Linked DNA regions of Homo sapiens: region 2 is linked to region 1. A link is a loop called in an ENCODE intact Hi-C map of the cell type or tissue named here. Cell type or tissue: heart left ventricle. All regions are shown on one strand. Each heading gives the region's core, and the rest is flanking DNA. Links, peaks and the distances in the headings are about the cores only. Region 1 overlaps FRMD5 (FERM domain containing 5). Region 2 overlaps FRMD5 (FERM domain containing 5).

Region 1 (9,102 bases), core at 2,824-7,823:
TCCTCCATGTTCAACTTTGGCAGGGAGTTTGGGGCAGGAGGGAAGCGATGGGAGTAAGAAAAGGCACATTCTGACTGTGATCTCTTGGGCAGGTCATTTTCCCTTTCTGTGCCTCAGTTTCTCTATCTGCAAATAATCTCATGTCCTCTTATGTGCTCAAAATCCTCTGATTCTGTTATTAGTCAATCAAAGTAATAACATCCCAGGTCCATCTTCTAAACAAGGATTTAAAACAGTTTTTTTTTCTTTAAAAAGGATAATCGGGTAGCTTTAACAGGTAGATGTTTATTGCTAGTGTAATTAATCTAAAAAACTCAGGGCCATTGCTCAAAGTAAATGGAAAGAGTAACTAAACAGAATCCATTCAATTTTAGAAACTGCCTCTAGCAGGCCTGACACAGTGAACACCATTATGTGAAACTATTATCCTGCTAGAGTCTGGTCATTTTACATTCCACTGTGAGCGATGGAAAAGTCCCATTAGATCATCTAATGCCCGCCTCCAGCCTCATAAAATGAGGATCGTTGCAAGATCTTCTCAGAGTGGATCCTCAGGCTAATACCAGCCTCTGTCCTTCCCAGGCCCACTATTTCCTAAACTATAACCCAGGCAGCAGCGGGACTGCTGGATTTCTATATGCGAGGGCTTTAGGCGTGACAGTCTGGCTGGGGTGAGGGTGGGGAATAAAGATTTATTTGTATGATCTTGTGTATAAGATTGAGAACTCTTCAACTGTCCAGATAAAGAAGGGATAGGAACTGACAGAGATGGAAAGGGGCTGATAAAGTGTCCCTTGCAACCTCATCTCACTTAACCAGAGGCAGAGCCTCTGAAACGTGGCTGAGGCAGAAGCTGCGGATGTGCTTTCAGACAAGTACCATTGGGTCCCTCAACTTGTTAGTTTCCTGAAGGTTCTCCCACATGTGGTATTTCAGTGGCTGAGCAGCAACAGATGTCTTTTGGTCTATAAATAATTCTTGGGGCCAGGCGTGGTGGCTCCCGCCTGTAATCCCAGCCCTTTCGGGGGACAAGGAGAGCAGATTATCTGAGGTCAGGAGTTTGAGACTAGCCTGGCCAAAATGGTGAAACCCCATCTCTACTAAAAATACAAAAACAAATTAGCCGGGTGTGGTGGCGGGTGCTTGTAATCCCAGCTACTTGGGAGGCTGAGGCAGGAGAGCTGCTTGAACCCGAGAGGCAGAGGTTGCAGTGAGCCGAGATCGTGCCATTGCAACTCCAGCCCGGGCGGCAAGAGTGAAACTCTGTCTCAAATAAGTAATAAACAAATAAATAATTCTTGGGCTTGGAAATGTATGTCTTAATGTGCACTGGGGGTAGGGTGGGAATGACCAGGTCCCCAGAGCATCAGGAAGAACCATGGTCCAGGCTTTGCAGTGTGATAGAGAGAGCAAACAGAGGAGGCAAGTTTTCTGGAAGTGTGTGACTGCTCCTTCTTCAGTTTTTGGTCAAGAAGAGTAGGGGTGAGTGGAGGGGAGGCAGGAACCTTGAGCCCAGCGGCTCCCTGAGGCCTCTGGCGCATCCCTGTCATCTTCTGTGCCTCTGCACATTGGTTGGGATATTACTGCTGAAAAAAATCTTAACATCTGCTGCCAACTGAATATTGTGTTATTTGAAGGCCAAAAAGTGGATGGAAAACCATTGGGAAAAACACTCAATTCAGTGTGTATCTACTGAGGGTCTAATCTGAGCAAGGCACTACCTGAGCTATCTCAAGGCTGCAGAGACACGCGGTTTAGACATACCTGAAAAAGTGACTTGGGAAAAGCCATCTTTTCTCTGATCTCATGATATGCACTGCCTGTACTGCTTAGCTGTCCTAATGCTAACCTTCCCATGTTTAATTCCACTCTCCTCTCCATTACTGGGAGAGACAGAAGCATGGTGTCCAGTGTTTGCATTCATGGTTCACAGCCCAGTGCCCTGTACATGATCCTCAAGAAGTATTTGTGGGTTTTTGTTTCTGTTTTGAGACAGGGTCTTGCTCTGTTGCTGAGGCTCAGGCTGGAGTACAGTGGCACAATCACCGCTCACTGTAGCCTTGACCTCCTGGGCTCAAGCGATCCTCCTACCTCAGCCTCAGAATAGCTGGAATCACAGGCATGCGCCACCACACCCAGTTAATTTTTAAAGTTTCTGAAGAGGGGGGTCTCCCTATGTTGCCCAGGCTGGTCTTGAACTCCTGGGCTCAAGGGGTCCTTCTGCCTTGGCCTCCCAATGTGCTGGGATTACAGCCATGAGCCACCACGCCCGGCCAAGAAGTATTTGTTGATTAATTACTAAATGACTATGACCAGGCTAATTACCTGATGAGCTCCTCCTTCCTGAGTCTTCAACTCCTAATACCCAGTGAGATCAGTGTAGGAAAGAACAGAGGATCAAACTGGGGTAAGGGTATTCCTGGAGATGGTATCCCTGTCCAAATCAGAGTCTAGCTTAACTCTAGACATTCACTTCAGAATCGGTCTGCTGGGTTCTGCCTTTTATCTAGTTTGCTGATTCTAACTACATAGGCTGTACTTGGGAAGGGAGGGAAGGGGAAGAAGCTGACTGAGACAAGGGGGTCCCAGCCTCAACTCCAGAAAGATGCCGACAGTACAGCCCGGTTCTAAAGTAACTTCTTATACAACCAACACAGTAAAGGCAAGTAAAATGGCTTTGCTTCCAGGAAGATCGCTAACTGGGTCCTTGCCATTGGAAAGGGAATTAAAAGCTCAATGCTGGAAAAAACTAATAATTACATTTGCTTAATTATATTGATGTGAACCTCATAGCCAAGTTATTTTTAGGAAATTGATGCTAAAAAATACTGCCATGCTCTTGGGGTCATGTGGAGCAGGATTTAGGATGTTTTTAACTTTTGGAAATTATCAAATGCCTTTCTATAGGAAAGTGTTACATTTCTAAGATTTTTCTCTTTACAGTTTTTCTGATGCTTTGCCTGTCTTTCTAAAATACATCCTGACACCTAGACAAAATGGCATAGGATCATTGGGCTTCAGATCAATGGGTGATAAATGATAACATAGAATTGGCTGCCAGCCTTATCATTTGTCACAGGTCAGATTCCTTAGAAAATAAACTCCGGGACAGAGTTTAGCATGAAGGATGTTTATTAAGAAGTGCTCTTCGGCCAGGCGTGGAGGCTCATGCCTGTAATCCCAGCACTTTGGGAGGTGGATCACTTGAAGCCGGGAGTTCAAGACCAGCCTGGCTAACATGGCAAAACCCTGTCTCTACTAAAAATAAAGAAATTAGCTGGGCGTGATGGTACGTGCCTGTAATTCCAGCTACTAGGGAGGCTGAGGCAGGAGAATCGCTTGAACTTGGGAGGCTGAGGTTGCAGTGAGCCAAGATCGCGCCACTGCACTCTGCACTCCAGCCTGGGTGACAGAGTGAGACACTGTCTCAAAAAAAAAAAAAAAAAAAGTGCTCCTGGGAACAACATCCATGGAAAAGAGGGGGAGAAAGCTGGAGTGAGCAGAGGGAGAAGCTGAGCTGCCACGTGGGCCTAGTGTTGACTTGGTTGGACCATGGGGAGATCTGGAGCCAGAGGGGCCCTTTAGAGTTGTTTCAAGTTTAGCCAAGATAGCCAAGTCTTTTATAAGCTTGTCTCAAGCGGTAACTGAATGTTGACCACTGCCAACAGGACCCCTAGTGGGGACCTGGGTGGAGTATTAGCCTCCATCACACCACTCTTGACAGAAACCCCAAATCATAACTACCATTTCTTAAGAGCCTACCATGTGCAGGCTGGGAGCGGTGGCTCATACCTGTAATCCCAGCACTTTGGGAGGCCATCCTGGCTAACACGGTGAAACTCTGTCTCTACTAAAAACACAAAAAATTAGCCGGGTGCGGTGGCGGGCGCTTGTAGTCCCAGCTACTCGGGAGGCTGAGGCAGGAGAATGGTGTCAACCCAGAAGGCAGAGCTTGCAGTGAGCCGAGATCGCGCCACTGGCAATCTGGCCTGGGCGAAAGAGCGAGACTCCGTCTCAAAAAAAAAAAAAAAAAAAAGCCTACCATGTGCAAAGCATTCTACAAACATTATCTCTAATGCTAACAACAATCTCACAAGGAAAGTTTCTATTAACCCCATTTTATAAAGAGAAACAAAGGCTCAGTGAGGTTAAATGACATGCCTAAGACAACACAACTAGTATATGGGACTCAAATCCACGCTGCCTTGCTCCAAAGCTCACATTCTTTCCAAACGCTAGACTCTTATTTTTTGATTTTCTCATATAGCTGCTGCAGAAGCAACCTACAGCTCCATCCTTCTATGCAGCTTTGGGTTGCCTTTATAGTCCTCTGACTATATTTATAAATTGGTAGCTATGCACATATATACAGCCCATTGCTTGAATTCTTTTCTGAACTCTTTGGATTCCTTAGACCTGGGCACTATTGGCCTGCTTCAACCAGAACACCACTCCTGTTGAAAACAGTATAGAGGCTGGGCTTCTCCAAGAAGGTACACAAAGAGGGAAAGCCTCAAAATTTAACAGAAACCAGTAACTTAGCCAACAATATTTGAAGATTATGAAGCAAAAAATGAGCAGCATTTAAAGCCAGATTTCTTTTTAGATTTTTTTTTCTTAATGACACCATGCTCATCCTTAATAGATTAATTAATTTATTTTTGGAGACAGAGTCTCACCCTGTCACCCAGGCTGGAGTGCAGTGGCACGATCTTGACTCAGTGCAACCTCCGCCTCCTAGGTTGAAGGAATTCTCCAACCTCAGCCTCCCGAGTAGCTGGGATTACAAGCATGCACCACCACATCCGGCTAATTTTTTTTTTTTTTGTATTTTTAGTAGAGATGGAGTTTCCCCATGTTGGCCTGGCAGGTCTCGAACCCCTGACCTCAGGTGATCCGCCTGCCTCGGCCTCCCAAAGTGCTAGGATTACAGGTGTGTGAGCCACTGTGCCCAGCCAATAGATTTATTTTTTGATCAGAACATTTCTGAATTTCTATATCCTGGAGATTAAATATCAGTGGATAACCAATCCCAAATCCCCCAGATGGGGGAGCTGATGAGGCAGGTGCCAGGGATAACATGAAAGGTTATATACAACCTCTCTATATTCCCCAAAGGCTGTTATTAATCTTGTTCTTCCTTTCCACACTCCAGATCTCCCTAATCTTCAGCATGACATGCATGTGCCAAAAGAAGTCATCAGTTCAAGACAAGAAAAGCTGCTGCCTCAGTAAAAAGATGCACCATTGACAAGTTCATTTGGCTCTGTGGGTTTTTCTCCCCAGGTAGAGTGTCTTATAGTTGTTCTCTGGGGTGCTCTTTTTTATTAATTAATGTATATATTTATTTTTATCTTTTTGAGATAGGTTCTCACTCTGTCACCCAGGCTGGAGTGTCGTGGCACAATCATGGCTCCCTGTAGCCTTGAACTCCTGAGCTCAATTGATCCTCCTACCTCAGCCCCCTGGGTAGCTGTGACTACAGGTATGTGCCAACAGGCCCAGCTAATGTTGGTTTGTTTTTTTGTAGAGACGGGTTTTCAGCATGTTGCCTAGGCTGGTCTCAAACTCCTGGGCGCAAGTGATCCACTTACCTCAGCCTCCCAAAGTGCTGGGATTACAGGTGTGAGCCACTGTGCCAGGCTGGGGTGCTCTTTTTCATTTGTCAGAGATGCTTAGAAAAGCACCAGGCGCGGTGGCTCATGTGCTCCCAGCGCTTTGGGAGGCAAGGCAGGCGGATCACCTTAGGTCAGGAGTTTGGGACCAGCCTGGCCAACAGGGTGAAACCCTGTGTCTACTAAAAATACAAAAATTAGCCAGGCTTGGTAGCGGGTGCCTGTAATCCCAGCCACCTGTGGGGCTGCGGAGAGACAATCACTTGAACCTGGGAGGCAGAGGTTGCGGTGAACCCAGATGGAGCCACTGCACTCCGGAGCCTGGGCGACAGGGCAAAACTCTGTCTCAAAACAAACAACAACAACGACAAAAGATGCTTTAAAAAGTGCGTGGCATCAGACTGTGCAAGATGCAGTCAATGAACAGTTTCTGGGGCAGCCTCCTCAGTGCATTCAAGTCATCCCTGCACTCCAAGAAAGTAATGGGGCCCTATTTCTTGTGCCCATTCTTCCCGCCCAGGGAGACTCTAGAGATGAGAAATGATAGAATGATTCCCTTGACTATCCATTAATTAGAAAGTGAACCTTATTTTTGGGAAGGGGAGATTATCTCCCAAATTACAATGGGATGATAGCTGTTATAAGAGAGGTATGTACAAGGTACAGGGGTAGTTTGGTGGGAGTGAGACCATCATGTCTAGAGCATGTTCTAGGAATTTCAAATAACTGCCTTGGTACAAGGACGTCGGTTGCAGATCAATATGGAGAGGTAAACAAATGCCACATGGTGAAGGGCTGTGTATACCATGCTAAGAACTAGTCGGGAAATCACTGTAACAATACAGGTGAGCTATAATAGGCAATAAGATAAGGGCAGTGAGGATAAAAATTAAATCAATATTTAGGTGGCAGAATAAATAGTATTTAAGTGACCAATTTGAAGAGGGGCGTGAATGAGAATTAGGAATGGAGGATAATTAGCAAGGAGGCTGGGAGAACAGGTTGAAAAGCTATCTTTAAATCGAGTATTATCACAATGACTTTGGTGAATGGGTCATTAATATTTTCAGGGCTCTGACTACTGAATTAATTAAGGAAATAATTAAGATTTCTTAGATCAGCCATTGCATTGATTTCTTTTTAGAGCACACTGTTTTGGCAAACCCTATGTTTTAAAAAAATGTTTGTTAGAATACATTATCTTCTTGTAGGTACCAAGGTTGAAGTCAATTATCAAAGCATAGAAATCATGTTTGGGCCAGGCAGAGTGGCTTACACCTGTAATCTCAGCACTTTGGGAGGCCAAGAAGCGGATTGCTTGAGCCCAGCAGTTGGAGACCAGCCTGAGCAACATGGTGAAACCCCATCTCTACAAAAAATACAAAAAATTAGCCAGGTGTGGTAACGTGTGCCTGTAGTCCCAGCTACCCAGGAGGCTGAGGTGGGAGGATCGCTGTGTTGCCCACGTTGGGGTGTAGTGACTGATCATAGCTTACTGCAGCCACAAACTCCTGGGCTTATGTGATCCTGCCACCCAGCCTCTTGAGTAGCTAGCACTACAGGTGGGTGTGTGCCACCATGCCTGGCTACTTGTACATTTCTTTAAAGCAAGTTTTAGATGCTCTTTTCTGAGCTTCCATAGCATTCTGGACATAACCCTGTCAATATGTTGTATCTGCTTCTCAATATGTTGTAATTATCTGTAAGTTATCATGGAGAGCTGGGTGGGTGGAATAGGGACTTTGTCTTACTCCTTCTGGTATGCCCACTTCTTGAAATATGGTGGGCACTTAAAAAATAAATCTTGACAGCATAAAAGCTGCAAAAATAAAAGTAGTAAATTATGTCTAGCAAATACCATTCTAAGTGCTTTTTTCAGACTGGCCAGCAGAACTGAAACTAATTCTGCACAGAAAACTAAGGGCGGGGGGGCGTTGCTCCTGTGAGCTCAGCTGCACCTAAACACTAACTTTGAGTTGTATACTGGTGATCATTTTCATAAGAAAGTGGGTCAATTCCAGACATGAAATACATCTGAAGACGTAGTCCATCAGCAGGAGCCTTTGGAGGCAATATTTTCTTACCTCTAAGATTCTTATTCAAGAAATATATTAAGAGAATTACTGATGCTCATATTTATTGTCAAATTAGCCATGACAGCTGCAAAATGTTTTCATTTTAAGTTGAATCCCCAAAGCTTCATTTGCATTTTCTCTAACTTAAGGATATTGTTAGAAAAAGCCAGGCTTGCTGGTATAGGGGTAGAGGGAGAGGAAGGAAGAAGATATTTCATCTTTGGTTCTTCTGAGTTGAATTAAATATTTTAAGTTAATCATCTCTGATCTGTCATTAGGGGAGTTGTCCATATGCTTTTTACAAATTATGACTGCTAGGAATTCATAATTAAAGAATGTATGAAGGTCAAGAATATGGAATTTCAACTAATGTCTGAAATGATGGCCTCAAAGACAAGAGTCCCTCAGACATCTGCCCCCTCCCTCTCCTAGAGCAGTCTAGTACAAGGACTGCTGCTGAGCTGCAAGCATTTCCAAATGCAGCAACACCGAAACTCATTATAGTTTTAACAGCTTGCTTTTCAGAGTCTATGGGACTTTGACAATCCAAACTTAGGTCTGCTTAATGGAATGGCTTTGCTTTAGAAAACAGATTTTGTGGAGGGTTTTATAACCCTCTTCTCCCAAAAAATGCATTTAACCTTACTCATCTGGAACAATGGAAGACAGCAAAAGACAGGGAGAAGGCTGGGATTAGTATTTAGTGATATCTTAATTTTAAATGTTTACAGTGAAATGAAATTCTTGTTACTATCAATGACAACACATAAGAGTCAAAATATAAATGAGTCATGAATAATTAGGTATTAATCATAACACATAATATACTGTCATGAATACTAATGTTCCATAAAAGAGAATATTTCTTTTTTGAGACAGAGTCTTGCTCTGTCACCCAGGCTGCAGTGCAGTGGTACCACCTTGGCTCACTGCAATCTCCACCTCCCGGGCTCAAGAGAGCCTCCTATCTCAGCCCCCCAAGTAACTGGGACTTTAGGCGTGTGCCACCAGGCCCAGCTAATTATTGTATTTTTTGTAGAGATGGGGTTTTGCCGGCTGGGCACGGTGGCTCACTCCTGTAATCCCAGCACTTTGGGAGGCCGAGGTGGGCAAATCACCTGAGGTCGGGAGTTCAAGACCAGCCTGACCAACATGAAGAAACCCTGTCTCTACCAAAAATACAAAATTAGCTGGGTGTGGTGGCGCACACCTGTAATCCCAGCTACTCGGGAGGCTGAGGAAGACAGAATTGCTTGAACCCAGGAAGTGGAGGTTGCAGTTAGCCGAGATTGTGCCATTGCACTCCAGCCTGGGCAACAACAGTGAAACTGTATCTCAAAAAAAAAGAAAAGAAAAAAGAGACAGGGTTTTGCCATGTTGCCCAGACTGGTCTCAAACTCCTAGACTCAAGT
Region 2 (9,102 bases), core at 2,050-7,049, 50 kb after region 1:
GCCGGGCACGGTGGCTCACGCCTGTAATTTCAGCACTTTGGGAGGCCAAGGCAGGCAGATCACGAGGTCAGGAGATCAAGACCATCCCGGCTAACATGGTGAAACCCCATCTCTATTAAAAATACAAAAAAATTAGCCTGGTGTGGTGGCAGGTGCCTGTAGTCCCAGCTACTTGGGAGGCTGAGGCAGAAGAATGGCGTGAACCTGGGAGGCGGAGCTTGCAGTGAGCCGAGATCGGACCACTGCATTTCAGCCTGGGCAACAGAGCGAGACTCCGTCTCAAAAAAAAAAAAAAAAAAAAAAAAGATTGGGCGTTTGGAACCATCAGTTCTAGTTCCTACTCTGCTTGTAACTGGGAAGCCATGGGCAAGTCATCTGGCAACTCTGGACCTTAGTTCTCTCACTTATAAAATGAGTAGGTTTGACAAGACAATCTCTAGTATATTTGTCAGATCTAAACTTCTAGTAGTCTATAGTAAGATTACTAAGAACCAGGAAAGCATGGTTTATATTATAAATCAAACTTGGCTATAATATGGAGAACATTTAAATATATAGATTCTGAGGCCCCACCCAGGACCTTTACAGAGTCCCTTACACAACTGACTGGACCATATGACCAAAGGATAAGGATGAGCTGGCTGGGTGAACCTGTGCTGGTATTCAGGAATTGACATTCTGTGCGGATAAGTATTCACATTAATGAATGGAGAAATGTCTATTTAATTTGCAAACGATCACAAGCTAGCGGGGCAAATCAGTATTTCAAACAAACTTAGAGATTGAAGGAATGGTCAGAAGCCAAGAGCATAAATGTCAGAGAGGAAAGATCAAAGGTATTGCCCCTGGAGGAGAAAGAGAAACTTCACTAAGATGAAGTTAGTAAGGCATATATACCAGAAAAAGATCTGAATGTCAGAGTAGATAACTGACCAGGAATCAGAAAATTAGCAGTGGGCCTGAAGGAATGCAGGAATTGACTGAGGTTGTCCTCACTTTGCATGGTTCTTAGATGAAAGAATGTCAGTCCCCAAACAACAGGGTTGAAATTTCAGTTGCCATGGTTTATTAACTGTGAGTAATTACATGAAGTACAAACTTGATTGCTAGCTCTTCAGTTCACAACATAAATAACAGATGTGTATCACGATCAGTGACAAATCACGTCACTTCTTTCACAGTCTGTCGGTGACTAGTCACTGTGCATCTGTTATTCAGTTAATGCACAAACAACAAAGTGTGCGGTGGGGTTGCCTCCTTGTCTTCCAATGATGAAACCCAAAAATGATAACTGAAAGAGGGAACTGGCTAACGAAGATGAAAATGCAGCAAAGTAACAAAAAGTGGTAACAGGAATGTAAATAGGGTTATAGAAGAAATAGCTAACTGTGAGATTATTGACATTGCTGCTATTTAAGGGACTCTAGATATGCACCAGAGGAACTTAGTGAAGGCAAACTAATCAATGTAAATGAGGAAAGTGGTTGTGACGAAACGTATGAAGATGTCCCAGAGGAAGTGATGCTGGCAAAAACTTCACATTAAAGAAACTCTTGCAGATATTTCATGACACTGAAAGCACAAAGTGTAAAATATTGGAAGCTCATCCAAACTTAGAAGGGAGTATGATGACAATTCACCAAGGCACAGAAAAGATGTTTTCTCAGTATCATAAACTATATGACAAAAAGGAGGCAAGTACTGTTAAAGTACTTGGGATTTTTTTTTTTTATAAATACGGACATACCTGGTTTTATTGTGCTTCACTTCATTGTGCTTTGTAGATATTGTGGGGTTTTTGTTTTTTTTTTAAATAAATTCAAGATTTGTAGCAAGCCTGCATTGAGCAAGTCTTTCAGCACCATTTTTCCAACAGCATGTGCTCATTTTGTGTCTCTGTTGCATTTTGTTAATTCTTGCAATATTTCAAACTTTTTCATTATTATATGTTATGTTAATCTGTGATCAGTGATCTTTGATGTTACTATTGCAATTGTTTTGAGGTGCCATGAACCACACACATAGAAGACAGTGAACATAACCAATAAATGTGTGTGTCCTAACTGCTCCACTGACAGGGTATTCCTCCATTTCCCTCCCTCTCTTCAGGCTTTCCTATTCCCCCAGACACCACAATATGAGGAAATTAAGCCAATTAATAACCCTACTACGGCCTCTAAGTGTTCAAGTGAAAGGAAGAGTCACATGTCTCTAACTTTAAATCAAAACCTAGAAATGATTAAGCTTAATGAGAAAAACATGTTGAAAGGCCAAAAACTAGGCATCTTGTGCCAGTTAGCCAAGTTGTGAATGCAAAGAAAAAGATCTTGATGGATATTCAAAGTGCTACTCCAGTGAACACATGAATGGTAAAGTGAAAGAGCCTTCTTGCTGATATGGAGAAAGTTTTAATGGTCTAGATAGAACAGCGGTCCTCAACCTTTTTGGCACCAGGGACCAGTTTTGTGGAAGACAATTTTTCCACGGACCAGGTTGCAGGGGGTTTCGGGATGATTCCAGCACATTACAGTTATTGGGCACTTTATTTCTATTATTACTTTTTTTGTTTTTTTGAGACGGAGTCTTGCTCTGTCACCCAAGCTAGAGTGGTGTGATCTTGGCTCACTGTAACCTCAGCCTCCTGGGTTCAAGTGATTCTCCTGCCTCAGCCTCCCAAGTAGCTGGGACTATAGGCATGCATCACCACGCCTGGCTAATTTTTGTATTTTTAGTAGAGATGGGGTTTCACCATGCTGGCAAGGCTAGTCTCAAACTCCTGACCTTAAGTGATCCCACCTGCCTCGGCCTCCCAACATGCTGGGATTACAGGTGTGAACCACCATGCCCAACCTATTATTACATTGTAATATATAATGAAATAATTATAAATTCACCATAATGTAGAATCAGTGGGAGCCCTGAGCTGCTTGTTTTCCTGCAATTATATAGTCCCATCTGGGGGTCATGGGAGACAGTGACAGATCATCAAGAACTAGATTCTCATAAGGAGCATGCAATCCAGATCCCTCATGTGCACAGTTCACAATGGGGTTCATGCTCCTATGAGAATCTAATGCTGCTGCTGATCTGACAGGAGGTGGAACTCAGGTGGTAATACAAGTGATGGGGAGCGGCTGTAAATACAGATGAAGCTTCTCTTGCCCCCCCACCACTCACCTCCTGCTGTGTGGCCTGGTCTGTGGCCTGGGGGTTGAGGACCCCTGGACAGAAGATCAAACTAGCCACAACATTCCCTTAAGCCAAAACCTAATACAGAGCAAGGTCTCCAGAATTGAGGCAAGACCCTTTTGCAGCAAAAAGATTACTACTCACTGAAGGCTCAGATGGTCATTAGCACTTTTTTTTTTTTTTAGCAACGAAGTGTTTTTTAAGGAAGGTATGTGCATTGTTTTTTTAGACATATGCTACTGCACAATGAATAGACTACAGTATAGTGGAAACATAAGTGTTTTTTTTATAAGGCATGCACTTTTATTCAACTGGTCTCAAGTCAGTGTACAGGTATGCCCTGGCTACCTCCACCCACTCCCAACTCCCAGGGAGACAAAAAGCCTTCATACATCTCAAGTTGGGGGACAAAAAAGTGGGGCCATGAAAGCTGATCATTCAAAATAAAACAAAATAAAGAAGTATTAAGGCAAAGATTAAAAAAAGTTGTATTACATAATTTACATGAAAGCAATGCTATCACCTCCCCTGTGTGGACACGGGAGAGGACTGGGCCATTCTCCTTAGAGAGAAGTGGGGTAGCTTGTAGGAGGGCAAGGTACTTCCTGTAACAACACATCTCACGATATTTGGAATGACTATTAAAAAAAGAACAATGTACAATGAAAGTCCCTGGCCACACTGTAGAACTCTGGGGGATGCTCACTCCAACCAACTGCTGTCACCTTCACCATTCCAGTTTTTAAATCCTGAGTCGAGCCAAACAAAACAAAACAAAATAAAAAAAACAAAGTCATGCCAATCTCATCTTGTTTTCTGCGCAAGTTAGGTTTTGTCAAGAAAGGGTGTAACGCAACTAAGTCACAGTCCGCCTAGAAGCATCTGCGGTGGATGATGGAGGTGCCTGACTCATCATATTCCTGCTTGCTGATCCACATCTGCTGGACGGTGGACAGCCAGGCCAGGATGGAGCTGCCGATCCACACGGAGTACTTGCGCTTGGGAGGAGCAGTGATCTTGATCTTCATTGTGCTGGGCGCCAGGGTGGTGATCTTCTGCATCCTATCGGCGATGCCAGGGTACCTGGTGGTGCCGCCAGATAGCACTGTGTTGGCATACGGGTCTTTGAGGATGTCCACATCACACTTCATGATGGAGTTGAAGGTAGTTTCATGGATGCCGCGGGATTCCATGCCCAGGAAGGAAGGCTGGAAGAGCGCCTCAGGGCAGCAGAACTGCTTTTGCCGATGATGATGACCTGGCCGTCGGGCAGCTTGTAGCTATCTCCAGGGAGGAGCTGGAGGCCACCATGGCCATCTCCTGCTCGAAGTCCAGGGTGACATAGCACAGCTTCTCCTTGATGTCATGCACAATTTCCCGCTTGGCTGTGGCGGTGAAGATGTAGCTGTGCTAGGTGAGGACCTTCATGAGGTAGTCAGTCAGGTCCTGACCAGCCAGGCACACACGCAGGATGGCATGGGGGAGGGCATACTCTTCATAGATGGGCACAGTGTGGGTGACCCCGTCATCGTAGTCCATCACGATGTCAGTGGTAGGCCAGAGGTGTACAGGGACAGCACGGCCTGGATGGCCACGTACATGGCTGGCCTGTCGAAGATCTCCAACATGATCTGGGTCATCTTCTTGTGGTTGGCCTTGGGGCTCAGGGGGACCTTGGTCAGCAGCATGGGGTGCTCCTTGGCAGCCACACACAGCTCGTTGTAGAAGGTGTGGTGCCAGATCTTCTCCATGTCGTCCCAGGTGGTGACAATGTCCTGCTTGATGGGGTACTTCAGGGTCAGGATGCCTCTCTTGCTCTGGACCTCGTTGCCCACATAGGAGTCCTTCTGACCCATGCCCACCGTCACGCCCTGGTGTCTGGGGCGCCCCACAATGAAGGGGAAGATGGCCCGGGGTGGGCATCGTCACCTGCAAAGCTGGCCTTGCACATGCCAGAGCCATTGTCGACGACAAGCATGGTGATATCATCATCCATGGTGAGCTGGCGGCGGGTGTGGACGGGTGGCAGAGAGGCGAGGGCAAGGCTCTGTGCTCGCAGGGTGGACACGGTCTCAGCAGAAACATAAGTTTTATATGCACTGGGAAACCAAAATATTTGTCTGACTTTGCTTTTTTGTGATATTTGCTTTTTGCAATAGTCTGGAATCAAACCTGCAATATCTCTGAGGTATGCCTATAAATAAAATTTCTTTTCTCATTATTTATAATGTTTTAAATTACAGCTTACTAACATTAGTTTTACTATGTTTTTTCATTTCTCTATACATTTATAACCAATAGAAATAGAGTTTCAAATGTTTTGACACACATTTATGTATCACAAATTTTCTCATTGATTATTAAGATCATATAGAGTCAGCTAGCATGGTAATTTTTGGTCTCACATTAGTGTGCAAAGCAAAAACTACAAGTATTTAGGAACACGAGGTGAGTTTTTCACTGTACTAAGTACTCATCAGATATTTCTACAGCACTGGGTCCTGTTTAAGCTTTACAGCCAAAGATTGCCATGGAAAATGAAGAGAAGATAATAATAACAGGTAAGAGACTAAAAAAACTGGCCATAGAAAAACTGTTTAAGGAACTTGATAGATTTTAGCCACTGAAAAGACAGTTGAAGTGGTAATTTAACTATGGCTGATCTTCAATGACTTTTACATAAGGGATACCGACTAGTCATTATACATCTCTATAGATGACTGAACAAACAAAAACCAATTTTAACTGGAACATGATGGATTTGGGTTAACTTAAAAATGAACTTACAGTGAAAGAGGTACTATATATCAGAACAGATTTCAAAGAGAGCTCTGTAATTTTCTTTCTGCAAGTCCTAAAATGAAAAATTAGTTCTTATCCAATTAGAATGGTTTAAGTTTTGAAAACAGGCAAGGGAAGATGGACTGTATGACCTGTACAGGTCTCTGCCAGAGTTAAGATGCTGTGATTTTTATCATTGTAGAACTGTATTTTACCCGAAGCTGCCAATTATTTTTGAGCACTGTACTTAAATTGTTCTTTGCTTTGCACATTCAGCTCCCTTTCTCCCAGATCCTCTCCAGCTAAAGGGCATTAGATTATGGAGTGGAACTCTGATGGGAAAGGAAAGCTGCAGAACAATCCTTTTTTCTGTGAGGCTCTGTGATGGGGACTGCAGTGGCTTTGATGTACGCAGCTCCCACAGCATCGGTGCATCCATACACATGAGCCCTGAATGCCTGGGACAGGTCTTTGCTGCTGCTGCTACTGCTGCTGCTGCATTCTGTGCCCTCAGACAGTACTGCTCCAGAGCACCTGCCTGGGTTTGAAATATGGATATTCATTATAAAAATCCATAAATTCATTGCCAAATTGGGCATATTAACACCCTCCCAGGACAAGGCATTTACAGGGAGGACAAATATTGACCTTTTGATCTGTCTTTGGTGCTGATAATTCTTGAACATTAAACTAGACAGTTCTTGCCACAAAAAATCCACAATCTCGTCTCTATTAAAAATCATCAGGCCTACCAGGTAAGGGATTGATATTTTCAAACAGGGCACTGATGTGTTCTCCATTCTCCTGTTTTCTCAACTCCATTTACGTATTAGCTCTGCTAAACTCGAATCTTGGTCCAACATTCTTTGGAGATGGCTCAATAATAAAATCTCTAACACAGCGCAGTGTCCTAGCCCTGCATCCTTTTACTAATTAGTAGGTTTCCAGAAGAAAACCATGTGTCAGAAAAAATCCAAACCCTGAATGCTGATAGCTCCCAGCAAGATGAAGTATGAGAGAAACAGAAACTCTTTAAACTATAAGTTATTTGACGATAAGGTATCTTCTATTAAAAAAATACTACTAGGAATATTTGCTTTCTACTATAATTCTGGCTTTGAAAATAATAAAGTTGGCTTTAGAAATAGAGACTACAAATATTCTCCACTAATGAGTCTCACAGCAGAAATGAAATTTGTTCTTTAATCAAACTTCCAGTTGGAGATTGTTCTGAGTTTGTTTTTGTTTTGTTTTAATCTGACGTGGAGTTTTAGACTTGAGAATTGTCTCTATAGCAAAAATGTAAAGTATTGGTTGGTGGTTGGGCATTCCTGAATATGTCCAAATATTTACTGATGAGAAGGTTGTAAATTCTTTTTTTTTTTTTTTGCAAGGGACTGGAGTTTTATATTTATTTTTATTTTTTTGAGATGGAGTCTTGCTCTGTTGCCCAGGCTGGAGAGCCGTGGTGCGATATCAGCTCACTGCAACCTCTGCCTCTGGGTTCAAACAATTCTCCTGCCTCAGCCTCCTGAGTAGCTGGGACTACAGGTGCATGCTACTATGCCCAGCTAATTTTTGTATTTTTAGTAGAGACAGGGTTTCACCACATTGGCCAGACTGGTCTCGAACTCCTGATCTCAGGTGACCCACCTGCCTTGGCCGCCCAAAACGCTGGGATTACAGGTGTGAGCCGCTGCACCCGGCTGGACTGGAGTTTTATTATTACTCAAATCAGTCTCCAATTCTTATTTTATTTTTAGAGATGGGGTATTCCTCTGCCCAGGCTGGAGTACAATGGCATGGTCATTGCTCGTTGTAACCTCAAACTCAGGCTCAAGTGGTCCTCCTGTCTCAGCCTCCCAAAGCACTGGGATTACAGGCATGAGACAATGGGCACTTTTTCTTTTTTTGATGTAGATGTTTATTGCTACAAACTCACCCCTTAGCACTGCTTTTGGTGCATTCCATAAGTTTTGGTATTTTGTATTCTATTTTTGTCTCAAGATATTTTAAAAGTTCCCTTTTAACTTCTTGACCTATTTGTTGTTTAGAAGCATGTTGTTTAATTTCCATATATTTGGAAATTTTCTAAAATTCCTCCAGTTCTTAACTTCTAGTTTCATACTTTGGTGGGCAGAAAAGATATTTGATATGATTTCAATCTTCTTAAACTCATTTAAATTTATTTAGACTTGTTTTGTGCTCTAACATAATAGTTTTTTTGTTTTGTTTTGTTTTTGGGATGGAGTCTCATTCTGTTGCCAGGCTGGAATGCAGTGGCACGATCTCGGCTCACTGCAACCTGGAACTCCCAGGTTCAAGCAATTCTCCTGCCTCAGCCTCCCGAGTAGCTGGGACTACAGGTGCGTGCCACCATGCCCGGCTAATTTTTTTGTATTTTTAGTAGAGACAAGGTTTCACCTTGTTGGCCAGGTTGGTCTCAATCTCTTGACCTCGTGATCCGCCCGCCTTGGCCTCCCAAAGTGCTGGAATTACAGGCGTGAGCCACTGCATCTGGCCCTAATATATTATTTACCCTGGAGAATGTTCCATGTGTGCTAGAGAAGAATGTATATGATGTTGCTGCTGGATGCAATGTTCTGTATATGTCTGTTAGGTCCATTCGATGTAAAGTACAGTTTAAGTCCAATGCTTCCTTATTGATTTTTTTTGTCTGGATGAAATGTCCATTGCTTAAAGTTGGGTATCAAAGTCCCCTACTATTATTGTGTTGCGATCTATCTCTCCCTTCAAGTCCTTTAATATTTGTTTAATATACTTAGGTGCTCCAGTGTTGGTGCATCTATATGTATAATTGTTATAGTCTCTTGATGAACTGACCTCCTTATCTTTATATAATGACCTTGTCTCATTTTACAGCTTTTGACTTAAAGTCTATTTTATCTGACATAAGAATAGTTACCCCTGCTTTCTTTTGATTTCTATTTGCATGGAATATGTTTTGCCGTCCTTTTACTTTCAATCTATGTGTGTCCTTAATGGTGAAATGAGTGTCTTGTAGGAAGCATATAGTTGGGTCTTGTTTTTTAAATTAATTCAACCATTCCATGCCTTCTGATTAGAGAATTTAATCCATTTACATTCAAAGTAATTATTGATAGGTAGGGA

The links. Hi-C counts contacts between places; a loop is a spot of excess contacts. Peaks named below come from ENCODE experiments on the same cell type or tissue, not always from the same donor. Only the 100,000 strongest peaks of a DNase experiment are listed, where the experiment ranks them.
Region 2: a loop joins it to region 1, with 2.6 times the contacts of the local background. A loop is called at or near these places in 2 of 110 quality-filtered maps.

The regions. Positions count from the first base shown.
Region 1 is chr15:43,934,216-43,943,317 of GRCh38, forward strand. The region is part of intron 1 of FRMD5 (FERM domain containing 5); the gene reads right to left. Among named protein-coding and RNA genes, the nearest start is that of WDR76, 110 kb to the left of the region's middle. In heart left ventricle, for the core only: a CTCF peak has its summit at 5,038; no DNase peak of the experiment used is centred there.
Region 2 is chr15:43,985,000-43,994,101 of GRCh38, forward strand. The region is part of intron 1 of FRMD5 (FERM domain containing 5); the gene reads right to left. It also overlaps the pseudogene ACTBP7. Among named protein-coding and RNA genes, the nearest start is that of WDR76, 160 kb to the left of the region's middle. RefSeq lists enhancers at 3,904-4,741, 4,742-5,578. In heart left ventricle, for the core only: no CTCF peak of the experiment used is centred there; a DNase peak (open chromatin) is centred at 5,102.